2 separate regions of the Mus musculus genome follow, and region 2 is linked to region 1. A link is a loop called in an ENCODE intact Hi-C map of the cell type or tissue named here. Cell type or tissue: heart. All regions are shown on one strand.

Region 1 (8,000 bases):
TTTGGGGAGGGGAAATGATTAAAATATATTATATGAAAAAATCTTTTCAAAACATAATAAATAAAATCAGAGGAGAGTCTGATTTTAAATATGAAGAAAATAAAAAAATCTTCAACAAATGGATAGCTCCCATGAGTGGTTACAGTAACGTTCTCCCTAACAAGGGAAAAGATGCATTCTTTTTAAGAGTGCATTAAGCTCATGCCAGTGGAAGCCAGAGGCATGGATCTTGGAACACACACTAACCAGTTCAGAATAACGGCCACATCAAATACATTCCAAGCTGTAGCAGAATTTATTTGGATTATCAGTAAGAAAGATAAGAGAGGGAGAGAGGAAGGGAGGGAGGGAGGGAGGGAGGGAGGGAGGGAGGGAGGGAGGAAGAGAGGAAGGAAGGAAGAGAGGAAGGGAGGAAGGAAGGAAGGAAGGAAGGAAGGAAGGAAGGAAAAGAAGAAAGGAAGGAAGGAAGAAAAAGAAGGAAGGAAGGAAGGAAGGAAGGAAGGAAGGAAGGAAGGAAGGAAGGAAGGAAGGAAGGAAGGAAGGAAAAAAAGACTGTCAAAAAGAAATTGGAAAATACTTGAAGTGAATTGAAATTGACATACAGCATACCCAAGTTGGCAAAAGGCATCTAAAACCTGGGGAGTGTAGGGTTGATGGATGTTGTCTCCTTAGATGTGTGTGTGTTAGGAAGAAGAAGCATCTCAAAGAGGTAGCCTGGGAGTCTACAAGAAATTTAAAACAAAACAAAACAGACTAACCCCAAAAAATCAGAAAGAAAAGAGCACAGTATGAAGAGAAGGCTAGAGAGACTGCTCAGCAGCTCTGAGCTCTTCCAGAGGACCTGAGTTCAGCTCCCAGCACCCACAGAAAGTCCTCATGGGCACCTACACATGTGACAAACAGACACTTAAAAGGAAACAAAGATAAATCTTTTGGAAGAGCACAATAAAGCTACTGTAAAAACTAAAAATTTAAAAGGAATACAATAGATCGATCAGGCTAAGAGTTCTTTAGTTAATGCCTCTTATGCCCTGATCTTGGGAGCTACTGTATGTTCAGTAATCTAGGCAATGTGGGTCAATCAGCGGGCACATGGGTCACGGGCTACTGTAATGTTCCATGTTTAGTCTAGGGGGTATGTGTCAGCCACAGGCTGACATGAAGACAGTGTGAAGGAGGTTTGAGGACATCGGACTCTTCTGCATTTGATTATGGCAGTGGATATATGAATCTATACAGGAGTTAAAACCCATGGGATTGTATAACTCCTGAATAGTTGGTGCTGCTGTGACCTGTATAGCCTTGGTTTCCATTTAATTTACTTAGCACAAGCTTTTTTTTCCTCTATTACTTTAAAAAGATTTTATCTTAAAAATCAACTCCCAAAGTGTTAAGCCAGCTCAGTGGGGATAAGAAAATGTTTTTGACAAGTGATGCTCGAAGGACTCTCATCCGTGTGGAATCCTGAGTCCCCCTTCTCTACCCATGAAAATAACTTCAGGCAGATCACCGGCCTAAGCACAAAGCTGAAAACCATGAAACTTCCCAAAGAAAACGCCAGGGGAAATAAATACCTGCAGTCTGAGCCTGAACAAAGATGATCTGAGAACATTAAAAGAACCCTAAATGTGAATCAAAACAGTAGATCACGGGACTTAGTTCTTTTTTTTTTTAATCCGTGCTTTTAAGAAGACATCATCTGGACAATGAAGTAGGAAACCTCAAATTTGGAGAATGAGTTGTAAAACTGTATACCTGACAAAGTTGTATCAAATATATAAAGAGCTCCGACAAATCAATAATAAAATATCAGGACAGCTTTTTTAAAAGTGGGTAAGAGCATGGAGGCTACCTCACAAAGGAAGATTATTAATAAGATTAATAAGACACAATTAAATCCATGGCATTTTAGCTGTGGGTGTGAATCCTTACCCACCATTAATGATTATCATGGAAAACACTGGCAACACAAATATGGAGTCTGTGGGCCAAAGGGCACTGCCATGCCTCTATTAAATGAATACTAAATGATGCAGCTGTCTCAGGCAACTGTTTGACAGTTTCTTCTGAATGTATGCTTCTAGGGATCACGTGCTCACAGTGGTGAGCCGGACTGGAAACCCTGAGAGGAGAGCAGAGCGTGGTCTCCCATTGAGGATGCTCTATCTCGGGTTTTGGTTTAAGATGATTACAATCAGCCTGGCACGCGCCACTTAAGAGACACAAGCATCTGGTGACTATTAACTAAACTCAGTCATGAAAAAGGAAATAAGCCATTTGTGGATACAGTGCGTTGTGCAAATCACTTTACCCATTCTCCAGTACTCTCATTGGTTCTTCCTAAGAACCCAGAGATGGTTTTACAAACACAGAACCTAGAAGATCCAAAGGCCAGCGTGATTCCCAGAGCCACACCCCAAGCTTTGGCCAGAGGACCGCAAGAAAGTAGGAGCTGGGACCCCACATCTGAAGTCCCTCACATATTGCCTTGGTTTCCAAGCTGCATCTCCCTCGCTCTCGGGTGTTGCAAGTTTGCCCAAGGGGCACAGTAAATATCATTCTCCGCAGTTTCCATTACTTGACTCTGTCCATAAATTCAAATTCTGCGTAGTTTCCCTGAAACGTTTGAGAACGGCAGCCGCCGGAAATGCCAAAGCATGAACAGGTGTGGCTTCCTTCCTCGTTTGAAATTTCCCGTTTTCACGCTTGCCAAGCGCTAAGAGACTCCCGACATAGCTACTAATGCTGAGTGTGCATGAGAGAAAGAGGACTGGGAAGGGACAGGCTAAAGTCAAGGTCTGCCGCCAGCCACCAAGTGACGTCATCCTAGGCATTCCCCATCTTTGACGTCACCCTAGGCGTTCCCCATCTTTGAGTGTCAGTTTCCTCACCTGCAATGCAAGGAGCCTGGACCGGAGGGGTTTTCTGTAAGCATTTGTGGCTGCAGGTTTAGTATTCTGCTATAACCTCTCATACTAGCATTTCTTAGACCAAAGGAAAAATGAGGTGCCATTGGGCTGAAAGAGACTCGCCTCTGTATATCCTTGATTGATCATCTTCCAATCCCGTGTCCAAGGAGAGATAAGGAATCAGGCAGTCTCACTGTGTTGTGTGGGCAGGAGGGGGGAGGGTTAAGAGAGAGAGAGAGAGAGAGAGAGAGAGAGAGAGAGAGAGAGAGAGAGAGAGAGAGAGAGACTTGGGGGGATTTATTTGGTTTGTCTGCCTGGATAAAGCCTCTCCCCAGGCCCAGAGCATCTTTCTCCATGCCGGTGCAGTGCCGTCTTTACCACTAGGTGGCAGTAGCCGTCACTTGACAAAGAAAAGGGTGTGGGAAGAGCCAGGGGACCTGCCTGCTTGGAGAAAACTAGGCCAAAGCCTGCTTGTTACATCACTTCTAATCGAAACAGCAGGTTACGTCTGGATTTTTCTTTATTACAGGCAACAATGCTAGGAAGCTTCCTGGCTCCTGTGCATTTCAACACTAAATGTTCGACCTGAAATCAGACATGCAATTCCCAGACCCTGGGCTTGGCAGCAGCAGCCCTGCCTACTTTTCCCTGTGTGCAGGTTTCCCTTCCCGAGGCTTCTTGCTGCCTGCCCCATCACGCTCACAGTCATACTTAAAATGTAGCTCTTGCCTTACATTTTAATCGGTTTCCTTCACCAAGTACTTACTGGCTAATACCACTTAGAATGGAGTAGTTATTTACTGAGCACTGAAGTGATTTGAATATAAAATGTCTCCCACAGGCTCCTGTGTTTGTTAAATGCTTGGTCCTCAGCTGGTGGCACTATTTAGGGAGCTCCTCCCCCTCTCCCCAAGTAGTAGGTCACTGGGAAATGCCTTTAAAGGTTATACTGGTACCAGCCCCTTGCTTTCTCTCTGCTTCCTGTCTATCAGGAGGTGTACAGCTTCCTCCTCATACATTCTAGCCATCACCATGCTCAGAACAAAGTCCTTGGGACCACACAACCATCAACCATCGGCTGAACCTTCTAGAACTATGAGCTAAAACACATCCTTCCTCCTCAGACAGTGTCCTCTCAAACAGTTGGTCAGTGCTAACAAGCTGTCTAATAAGTGTTCTTACTAGGTGCAGAAGCATCATTTGAAATAAGGTTCATATTAATGGCCCTGAGATCAGTAGCTTCCCTATGGCCCTACAATAAGGCAGTGTTTGAGCCCTGCTCTGTGTGCTTCCAGGGACTCGCCCCCTCCCCCCATCTGCTCTTCCTACAAAGAGAAATTGGGCTGCCAAAGGCAAGGGGGCATCAAACACTCCGGGAACCTATAAGTTCCAATGTGGCTACAATTCGGCCACCTCAACCCATGCCATTCAGATCTCAGTGGGTTTGTTCTGTAGTTAGATCCGGTGCTCACTGAGGCCCTGTGATGGAATTCACTGTTTGTTGAACCTGAAGCAGCAGCACCCCTAAAGCAAAGACAGTTTAATTGGTCAGTATTTGCCATGCCTGCCTAGTTACCTAAATGACCTGGGGGGGGGTAACCTAAAAGTGTCGGTCTTTGGACCCCAATACAGATCCGCTGAAACCACATCTGCCTAGCAATCTAATTTTTTTAGCAAGTGAATCAGATGATTCTAAAGGATCAGAAAGTTAGGGTACCACCCTGGGTGGTTGTCATGGCTCCCAGCCCTGTCCCAGTCGATCCCACCACCACCACTGGATGGACTCTTGGCCCAACTCTACAGACTCTGCAAACCTGCCCTCTGCCTCCAGCCCAGCTCCTCGAGCCTCCCCAGCCCACAAGCATGTGAAAATGCCTTCCTTCCTGCTGGGCACTTAAGTTCTCAGGGGAGCTGAGATGGCTTAAATAATGAATGGAATTTTCAGCAGCATTTGGAATTCACTTAAGCAAAGGAAACTCAATAGCCAGAGCGCTCCTTAAGATCCATCCTTTCTCTGGGTGGGAAGGAAGCCGGACAGCTTCTCCCTGATTTCCTAACATACAGATCAGGATACTTCAGTCAGACTTGACTCCTGGCTTCCATATTGCTCATCTGGAAGCTATCATTTCTTCCACTGCCCTAGTGGAGATTTTGAGAATCCCTGAGTTCAGATGGTATTTCAGACCCTGGGGCAGGATGACTGACCCCTATATCTCCATGGAAATCTTCATAGAAACAAACAAACAAACAACAAAGAAGCCCCCAGGCACCACCTAGCCCAGTCCTCTGTCTTCTGATCGAAATCTTTCTTTGCTGTTCCTAATTAAAGTTATCAGAAAGCATTAAATGAGCACAGTTTGCTGGGTGGTGTATTTGGGTTGGTTGGTTAGTTGGTTGGTTAGTTGGTTGGTTGGTTGGTTGATTGATTTTTTTGGTTTGTTTGTTTTTGGTTTTGTTTTGTTTTGTCTTTTGATTGTCTTGTGTTTTTTGTTTGTTTGGTTGGTTTTTTTGATTGTTTGTCTTCTTCCTGCCACAGTCTCTATCTCAGGCCCCGGAAATAACCTCACTCACCAGAACCAGACCTGACCTTTATATCGCTAAACCAAGCCTTTGGGTTAAGGAAGTAATGTGTGAAGAGTTAATATCCCTGCCTGGGCTGAAAGACTGCTGTATCAGTCAGCAATTGATGTAATAACAACACATAACAACTACCCCAATACCTGGTGACTCAGAGCACAACACAAACCAGCCCCAGTCCCACTGCAGTGCCCTCCTGGACATCTTTCCAGCCCTTGCTCCCCTCCTGTTTGCAGACTCATCAAATAGTATCACAGAACAATCTTGCCAGCCTGGTGATTCTCTTTCTGGTTTCAGGCACATGACAAAAAATTCTAAGACACGATGAGACCATATAAAATTAGAAAGAGGCTGGAGAGAAAAAAAAGACAAAACAAAACATGTAAGCTGCAGAGAAACCAAGGACAGTGACAAACTGAAATGCACAGGAAGGGCTGGAGGATGGAAGGGGGGAGCACTGTACCCAGATCTTAATTAAAATATACAAATTGTAAAAAATAAAATTTTTAAAAAGTCCTAAAAGAAAATTCTAACTAAAATCCTAAGGTATATAAGGATGTAAATGCTCAGACAGAGAAGAAGGATAATCCTGTCAGAAAGCAAGAAATAAAAGAAAAAATAACGGATTTTAATATTTTCACCAGAGAGAAACTGGACACAAGTCAGCATAGGTCAATAGCTCAAAGTGCATCAGCCTTTTACGATGGGTTAAATGTACGAGAACACAACTTAATATGAATAAAATGTGCTCAACACTGACAGAAGGAAGTGTTTCAGTAAGTGTGAATGGGTCAAAATTCCTACTGAGTGACAGAGATTGTTAAAGTAGAATCTTAATATAAAATACAGCTAAATGTGGCTTATTAGTCATATACAAAGCAAAACCTCACTAAAAGAGTGGAAAATGTATTTATGCCAATTCTAATTAAAACAATGTACTCCGAGGATAATTATGAGTTAAGGTGAAGATGAAAGGAGCTAGGGAAGAGCTATTCCAACTTGATGAAATAAACTATCAAGGGGTTGGGTGTAACTCAGAGGCAAAGTGTTTGACCAGTATCAACAGCGGCCTTTGTTTAATCCTAGCACCACAAAAGCAGATATGCAAAGAGCATGTAATATTCATAAAGACAGCTCTACTCCTGCGCACCTGAAAGCATAGATTTACTACATAAAGGAAAAACTAAAATGTCACGAGGAGAAGGTGGCCATTTCTCACTATGGCTATGTGTCTTATTCTCTAGCTCTGAGAACTATACATCAAACAGCTGTAGGTCCTGCAAAGAAAGGGGAGACCTGAATATCACAACTTGGAAGTGTGACTAAGAGCCTGGGATATAGGTCAGTAGTGGCAGAACACCTGCCTGGTGTGCACAAGGCTCTGGGTCCAATTGGCAGCACTGTAGGAGAAAAAAATTACTCATATACTAAGTTACAAAGGGAATGTCAACAAATCCTATCAAGAGGCAATCAGATAGGTTGTCTTCTATGGTAGAAAGCAGAAAATATAACAAATAGCTAGCCAACCTGTGTGACTTAGACTGTTAAACACTTTTTAAATGACCCCTGGTTAACAAATAAAAAATAATAAGCTATCTATAAATGCATAATGAGGAGAGGTTGTGTATCCAACAATATGAAGGTATATACCGAAGCTAGGAAAACATGGTCTTAAATTTCATAAAGAAGAGAATTGGAAGAATGAAAGTGAGCCTTTTTCTAATTCATTAAGTTAGAGGAAAACAAGTAAACCTAGTAGAATTGGAGGCAAAGAATAAAAAATATAAAATGCACAATTAGCAAGCTATGAAACAAAAAAAATAATGGCATAGATCAATTAAAAAGCTGGTTCTTTGAAAGTATCAATAAGCTTGGCGTATAGCTTATGAAAGACTGAGGCCATAAGAATAGGGTGGAAGATAATAAAACAACATTAGGATGAAGTAAAGGGGTATAACAGGCAAGATATTTTTATTTTAGAAAGATTCATTTTTATTTAGAAATTCATATAGCATACAACTTACCCCCTTACACAATTCAGTGTGCCATTTAGGATTGTTATGTATATATGTGTGTATACATGTTCACCTATGTGTGTTGTATGTACGTGGGGGCACACATATACATGTACACCCATATGAATATAGGTGTGGACACCCAAGAGTGTCTTCTTCAGTCATGTGCTGCATATACTGAGATTTGGTCTCCTGATGGACCTAGGGCTTTCTGTCTCTTCTAGTCTGACTAGCCAAATTGCCCTAAGAAGTCCCTGTTTCTGCCTTCCATCAAAGTCATTGGCTTTTTCATGGATTCTGGGAGCTGGTTCTCACACTCACCAACACTTCATTTGGATAGCCATCTTCCCAAGCCCTCATTGATTTTGTTATGCTATTGCCAATACCAATTTTTCAACTTCTTGACAATGCCATAATGTAAACCATGTATTGTGGTCACAGTGATCATAGCAGGCACCCCCTTACCCTCTTATGTCTTCCCATACATGCTGACTTCCTA
Region 2 (8,000 bases), 250 kb after region 1:
TGGCCAAGAACCTATGTTTATCTGTAAAAGTCCTGCATATAGTAAGGCTGGTACCCCCCACTTCAACACCGATTGGGTATATACAGTTTCTAATGCAGTTGTTCCAGGTTTTCATGGCGGTTGTGATTTAAGACAATACACTGTGCACTTTTCTCACAATTCTCAGAGTTCAGGGATCGGCAGGCTAGAGTCAAGGTATCCGGCTGCCTGTGCTCCTTTCTGGCCTGTAGAAGAAGATCCCCTTTACTGCTATTTGGGCGCACTCCTTTAATCCCAGCACTCGGGAGGCAGAGGCAGGTGGATTTCTGAGTTCGAGGCCAGCCTGGTCTACAAAGTGAGTTCCAGGACAGCCAGAGCTACACAGAGAAACCCTGTCTCAAAACAAAAAAAGAGAGAGAGAGAGAGAGAGAGAGAGTGTGTGTGTGTGTGTGTGTGTATGTGTGTTGGCAGAATTCAGTCTTTTACCTCTGAGTTCAGACTTCCCTCTTCTGAGGGCTACTCCCCACTTCCAGCCACAAAGTTCTTTTTAAGTGCTTTTGAGGACTCATGTGATTAGGCGGACTGACCTGGATGATCCAGACTAATCCCCCCTCTCGTAACCCTAATGACATCAAATCCCCGTTACCAGGAGAGGTCTGAGATTAGGGTGCAGACACTGCTGGCTGGGAGGCCATTAGTGTGCTCCTCACAGTGACCTGGAGATGTTTGCTTGACTCCTTGGTTTTGTTAACTGAGACCATGATCCTCCCGTTGAGGACTGGATATGGTGTGTAGCTAGGGGGCACATTGGTAGCTTGGTGTCTGTGGGAATTGTTCACCAAGGGAACCTGTTTCAACCGAGGACATATACGTAGAGGTGGTGTTGTTAATGAACTGCCTGAGAAACAAGATCAGAACTTCTTGAGAAGAAAAGAGTGAGTTACAGCCATCCCTGTAGCCCTGCCTCTGTACCACCAAGTGGGCACTGGTCCAGGCATGAGGCTCAGGGAATGTGTGTAGAATGAATGACCGAGAACTCTAAAGAGGAAGTGAGCTGTATCTTAGATGTGCAGCATGCCAGAATTGGAGGAGGGGCTCGAAGCCTCAAGCATTTCATTTTATCCCCTGGGAACCTGAGGCGCAGTGGGGAGGGAGCTGCCCACGTGACAGTGACTGGCAGAGCACCAGCATGCTTGCTTGTATATCTTCTTTTGCAGCATGCTAACCACTTTGTAAAGGTCTCTGTGCCCCGTGGCATAAGCCAAGCCAGGGATTACTCCAGAGGGCGAGGTATTACCTCTGTATCAGCCCCTGGTACAGCTGCAGAAACTGGAGCTAACACGAGGTGGGGAGAGGAAGAGGGAAGAGAGGGGGAGAGATGGAGAGGGAGGACAGAGAATAGCCAACCCCACTCTCCCCTTCTAAAGGCTTCTTCTCTGACTGGCTTTTCCTCAGGCTCCTCAGGCTCCCAAGGCAGCTTCCCGACAGCATGTCAGCAGATACCTACTGCCGACTCTGTGCCTGCACTAATTTCCCTCTGCTCTGACAGAAGGCCATGCAACAGTCAGGAGACTGGCAGTTTAGCCTGCCTGCTTCTATGTATCTATATGATTTAGAACCATTTTTCACCTCCAATCTCAGTTTCCCCTTCTGTAACTCAGCATCTCAAACGATGACCCAGAATTTTAGACCTCTGAGAGAAATAATCAGAGAGCCTCAACTTCAGCCTTGAGGACAGAGCTGTCCTGTTATGCCAAGGGGCTCCCTGGCTTTACTGAGACCAAATAGTCTGATAGCTTGTGAGATCTTCCTCGACAGCTGATAGCACCCTCCCATGGGATCCAGCTAAGGTGGGGCCAACTGGTGCCCCAGATCTCTGGGCCCTGATGTGGTGCCAGTCCGCCCCTGACACGAGTTCTATGAGAAGCCGTCCTGTTACTGCAGAGCAGGATATGGTATTTAGTCTGTGGCTCTGGAATCATGTCTGTTTGGTGAAGGCTGATCAAAATCTGAACTATATGAATAGGACCTGGAAAAGGAACCGGTGTGTGTCCCTACTATGCACAGTCCACTTGGGACGTTGCTGTTGGCTCCTTGCTATTTTTGCAGATGAAGAAGAGCAGACTGGGAAGCGAGTGGAGAAATGCTAACAGAAATTCCCTGGGCCCTCAGAGGATGTGCTGGATCTGGCTCAGCTCAGTCTCCACCCAGGCTCAATCCATCCTGTCTGCCTTAATGAAACGATGGTGGGGGTCACTGTAGCAGGTGGGACTCAGGGAAACGGTAGCATTCACTGCATTGGCAGGATGGAGAGTACTCAATGTTTGCTATATGCGCTGTCCTGGACACTGGGTATTCAGCTCCCCTAGGAAGCTGTGTGAAAGAGAGGCTGCAGCCGGGCAAGAGAAAGTGGGAGGCTGAGGAGGAAGTCATCCTGGCCTAGTCGCTGGGCAAGAGATGGTGGTCACTGGGAGCTTGATTGTGGCAGTAGATGGTGAGAAGTTTCTGGAGTCTGTAGTTAGAGTCAATAGGACCTGCTTATGAGAGGACCATCATCTGCTGATAAGTCAGCAGTGTTGACAGAGAAACCCTTGTCTGTAGAGTTCCCTGTGTCCCCACCAAGGCTCCATCCAGTCTCCTAAAGGACTAAGAAAGAACAGCGTGCACTCTGCTCTTACAAGTCAGCTGGAGCCAGCCAGAGCCAGCCCAGCATAACTCTGTATCAGGCTGTGGAAGCAAAGCTTGAAGAACAGTACCAGGTCTTTGGCCTCAGCACTGGGATGGGCGGCGTGCCCTCAATGGAGGTGCAAACAGCTAGACGTGGTGAGGGGGAAGGGGTAGTAGGAGGAAAATGATCTGTGTGGACTTATGCATCTTTTGATGCCCAAGTATCTGCTTAATATGTTCTGGGCACCTGCATATTTTGTCAATAAATGGTATTTCTTTCAGGACGTGAGAGCTTGGTTTCTGCTGTTATAGGATGATAAACTGAGGAAGAAAAGGCTAAGAAATGTCGCCACATTTGTATGTACGACCACAAATGGCAGAGTTGAGGTCTTGACTGCCCCCAACATTGACCCTTGGAATCCACGTCCTCTTTAGCTCTATGCCTTACTTTAGGGGTTTTAGGGGAAAGTGAGGCTTTAAGACCGGAGAAGAAATAACAGAATATGTCCTAAGGCCACTCAGACTAAGGCCACACCCCACACTCAGACTGTTTGACAGTTTAAAAAAGATGATGAAGAAGAAAAACTAAGTGTAATTCCCTCAATAATGTCCCCTGCCGTGCCACCACCACTCACCAGTTCCTCAGGTCACTGCTGTTCTCCACCTGACCACTGGAATCTGGTTTTGCTCGATCCAGGAGGCATTTATAGCATCCCTCACTCTAGAGGAGCCAGGGTTTAATGGCCTCTGAGGGCTGCCCCTTGGCTTGTTCCCTGCACTATCTCAGGACATAAGCACCCGCCTCCTCTGGCCTGAGCCTGGCCTTGGGTCTTGCTGTGCGTTACTGATCGCCATGCTTAGCTGCCTTCTTCCAGTCCAATGCCAGTTACCAACGTGGTAACAACTGACCCGCTGATACTAAGACCATAGCACCTCTTTCCCTGGCTGAATCCTTACTATTTTGCTTACAAGTGAAGGCCTTTTTCTATTGGCAGCTTTTTGACCTTCTGGTAAAAGTAATGAAGATAATGGCCCATCTCAGCATCACTGGGTGTGGCTGGTGCTGAGCGAATGCTGCTGTCAGGTAGTCTGAAAGGAGCCTGCAGTCTGGCTCTCTGGGCAGCAGAGGCCTGTACTCTCTCCTGGGACAGTGCCTAGCTCTGTTACCCAAAGTGGCATAGCAGGACTGACAGGTAAGTCTCTCCCCAGCATGGCATGACCAGGAAGCCAAGGCTGATGGCACTTTCCAGAGGCAGGGAGAAAAGGCCAGCTTGCCTCATCTAGACAGTGTCTGGGTTCCAGGTGAAGCCGTAGAGGAAGGTGTCCCCAGGTGGACCAGGGCCACACGCAGGCTGGAGTATATAGAGAACCCCATAGAGCAACAGGCCTTGCCAGGCATCGCCACCTAGGGGCCTCTTAGGTGAAAGATTTTGAACCTCTGCCTGTCTGTGTCGTTAGATTATGCACATTAAAATGCATAAGACAAATAGAAAATAGAGAAGTTAACCAAAAATTACTGTAATTAAAAATGCGCTGGTTTTCCTGACTCTGCCGGTGCTGCTCCACCCCCACTCTGCCGACTTAGCCTGCTAGGATTGGACAGCCATGCCGCAGGAAGCGTCGAGCACAGCATGGCCAGGAAATGCAGCAGATCTGCAGTTTTCTTCAGACAGTCTCCCTGCCACACACACACACACACACACACACACACACACACACACACACGTGTCGTGTTTCCTAGCTGTCTTATCCTACTCTGCACTCTGTGAGAGCAGGGATTGTCTATTCCATGATCCCTGGCACACAGTGAGAATTTAGTTAGGTACTTGGTGATTGGATTAACCTTCTCTTTACAAATGCTACTTAGTAAACTTTTGTAATGGAGGATTCCAAAGATGGAGGCGGGATCCTTGGAGGAATAGCTGCTTTTTTGGGGAAGACTTCCCTGTTATCTTTACCTGTGGTTGGGGGCAGGCAGATACAGTGGTTGGCTATCAGCCAACTAGGAGGCACTGTTCTAGGGTGGACAGAGGCATGGAACTTGACCTTCAGGTAAAGTGACGAAATCAGTTCTGTTATCTGTATTTTGGAGATTCAAAACAAAACAAAAACCCCATATGGCCCAGAAACTCAATTTTATCTAATTCCAATGTGCTAAAGCCATGGCTGACAGGCAGCAAGCCTACTGGGAATGCCTGTGGAGTTGGAGAAAGGCAGCTTCTTTGCTCTCCTAGGGCTATCCCATTCTCCCTCCAAGAAGCCCTACTGCAAAGGGAAGGCAGTTGAGCCAGGGCCTCTGAACTCATCACTGGGGTGACCCACATCTGCCTGAGTTCCTTGGGTATCTGCTTACCTTTTTCTTTTAAAATTTCATGTGACTTCGTGCATTCTCCTTATATGGTAAAACAGATCCCTTCCGTTTTATCATAAACATAATGCTTTTGATTGTTTAAGCACTTGGCATAAATAACTTGAAAAACAAACACCAACAAAGAAAACAGAAAACTTCATTAGGGCTGCTGTCTTCTGTTTACCTCTTGGAAAGCTTGCTCCTGCTGTGAGCTCTGCAAAGACCATTGCAGGCTGGGTAGGCGGCCTGGTTTCTTCCATTGCCCACAGTGGGATCTCATGCCACTTGTCCCCTGTGCAAACACAGCTTGTCTGGAGGAAGCAGGACATTCACTTCTGAGCCTGACCATCTGTTATTTCAGACCTGGATGATGGCAGCACCAGGGTGAATGGAGCCTTTAGCAAACAGTGCCTGGCCTGACCCAATGATAAAAGGCTACCTCTCAAGCAGGTTTTATAGCTTGGCCCTGTTGCTTTACTCTGAGAGTTGGTAAGGAGAAGCACATAAAGTAAGAAATATCTTTTTTTTTTTTTTTTTTTGGTCTTTCGAGACAGGGTTTCTCTGTGTAGCCCTGGCTGTCCTAGAGCTCACTCTGTAGACCAGGCTGGCCTCAAACTCAGAAATCCGCCTGCCTCTGCCTCCCGAGTGCTGGGATTAAAGGCATGCACCACCACTGCATCTTGATACGTCTTGAAATAAGCCTTGTGGTTGATTTCATATGGACAGAGTTCTGGTGTGGTATGCAAAACAGACCAGTGAGACTCGACCCAGAAGACCATGGTTCCGATAGCTGAGGGCTCTATGTTGATGCTTCAGTGCCGGGTTCCCCCTTTGACAAGAGAGTGAGATTCTAAGACTTTGACTGACTCTTAGATGGGTTTCTTCACAGCTTTTCTTTTCCTCCTTCTGGGACTCTATTCTAGAGTCATGCCATGGTATCAAACCAGGCCTCTTTCAGAACATCCAACCTAATGTTCCCAGATGGAAAACTGAGCCCAGAGACAGATAGGGAAGCCCCCACCGCAGCATCACCTGACCATAAAGTAGCAGACTGTCAACTTTCTCAATTTCCTAGCCATGGTTAATCTCCACCCTGTGGCTGTATCATGAAACTAAGATTTGGAGACACAGGAAAAGGGGAGGAGATTGAGGTGCACAATTCAAAAATAGAGCAAGCCGATTACGGGGCATTTGGATGCGTTCATGAAAGTGCTTTCTAGACCAGTTCCAGATCCGGCTCAGCCTCCTGTGCAGCCAGGCAGGGCCTATTCACAATGTATCTCCAAGGCCTCTGAAACCCAAGATGGTAAGTGGGCCGGAGGTCTTTCTTACCCAAGGGATAGACTCCCTTTATTTAGATCTCTGACCAAATGCTACTGTGTAACTACTTGTCTAAAACTTCAGCTTATCACTGTTGTTCTGGTGTTTGCAGACTTCTACAGGCTCCCCCACCTCTCATAAATTCATCTTATGTCCTTTCTGGTTTCTTTTTTTTGAATAAATGTTTGAGTACCCAGCTGGGTCCTCTGCTGTGTCTCTGTACCTAGGAGAGTACCTGACATATCCCCTACAAGTATACTGGATAGATAGAACATCTGGGGAAAACTAAGAGGGACTTGGAGCATAGGGGATGGAATTGGAGGGTGAGGTCTAGAGGAGTGGGAACTTTCTCAGAGATGCTTTGGAGGCTCATCTTTGAGTCTTTGAAAAGTCACCAAACTGAGCCCTCACATCAAGGGGGACTTCTGCTCCTTTTGGGCTCTTGTCTTTCCTGTCCTATGCAATGGGGCTCAAGGAAGGTGGTACACACTTAGTTAGAGTGTAGCTACCTAGTATGCTTAGGCAGATCATAGAACAGAGGACAGTGTGGAGGCTGAAGAGCCACCCTCCCTCACAATCATCTGTTTCCTTCTTGTCTGTTGAGTGAGTAGGAACCAATGCTCACACAGGGTAAAACCCTACCCAAAGACTTACAACAACAAGGAATTAATAAAGAGCTTTGTTTTTGGCTAAGCGTTTTGTCTTTTCTCACTCTGATCACCTCCCCTACTGAGGAGAAGATAGTGGAGAAGTGGGGGGGACTGATTGATCTTCCCCAAGGCTTGGTAAGAACCTCCTAATGTTTATACTAAAGTGGTTAACCATCTAAAGCCTTGGAGCTCTGCAGTAGCTTCTGAAGGTATTTTTGCATCCTCAATAGTTCCCAATGAGATAAGATGGTGTTTCTGACTAGAAACAGAGGCTCTGGTGAGCCAGACATTTCCCAGGTTTGTATTCCTTCAAATTCTGATTCTGTTGGCTTTAAACACGTTGTACACCTCTCCTAAAACATTCTAAGGCCAAGTAGAAAGTGTTCTTACATGTATGAAACACCGTGCACTTTACTGTGTTGAAGGTTCTGAGAAATTCTGCAGTCAAGAAAAATCCCTGCAGCTCGTTTTGTATAATTACCAGTTTCCTTTGCTAGTTTGGTCTCAGTTCTCTCTTTGCACGAGATGCTATTAGCCAATGGTCTTTCTCTACCCACAGGAAAGCTGAACTGTGTACACAGGACATCCTGATGTTTACCTTTTAGCGTATACCGGCCTGCTGTTTCTTTATCGCAACAGTAAACTACTCTGGTGGAAAAAAAAATGATATCCAGGCCCTCTCAGAAGTGATGGAGGCCACATTGATATCCAGGCCCTCTCAGAAGTGATGGAGGCCACATTCTCTCCTAACAGATTTTTTGCTTCTTGTACTGAAAGGACAAAGGAAAGATGGGTCTGTAAAGACAGCCCTTTCTTTATAGACTCTGATTCTGGTTTTGTTCCTCTATAAGCCTACAGGCTCTTTCCATTCTGTGGGTACAAGAGAATACAGCTGCCACTACACGAATGGCTTTCACATGTCGGAAAGAACTCACCATTAGGAAATAGCTTCATTGGTGCCCCTGTGGCTAGAGAGATTGTCATACCATGAAGTAGGTTTGCATACACTTGTCATCAGAGAGCATGGCATAATA

What was found. A loop is a pair of places that touch in the nucleus more often than their neighbours do. Peaks named below come from ENCODE experiments on the same cell type or tissue, not always from the same donor. Only the 100,000 strongest peaks of a DNase experiment are listed, where the experiment ranks them.
Region 2: a loop joins it to region 1, with 2.3 times the contacts of the local background. A loop is called at or near these places in 5 of 42 quality-filtered maps.

Annotation. Positions count from the first base shown.
Region 1 is chr8:93,588,737-93,596,736 of GRCm38, forward strand. The region is part of intron 8 of Gm26843 (a long non-coding RNA gene); the gene reads right to left. Among named protein-coding and RNA genes, the nearest start is that of Ces5a, 57 kb to the left of the region's middle. In heart, a CTCF peak has its summit at 3,301 (motif pointing right); a DNase peak (open chromatin) is centred at 3,305; H3K27ac peaks cover 443 bases.
Region 2 is chr8:93,840,061-93,848,060 of GRCm38, forward strand. The region is part of intron 2 of Gnao1 (guanine nucleotide binding protein, alpha O); the gene reads left to right. Among named protein-coding and RNA genes, the nearest start is that of 4930488L21Rik, 31 kb to the left of the region's middle. In heart, CTCF peaks have their summits at 1,225 and 4,074 (motif pointing left); DNase peaks (open chromatin) are centred at 1,101, 2,681 and 4,277; H3K27ac peaks cover 1,307 bases.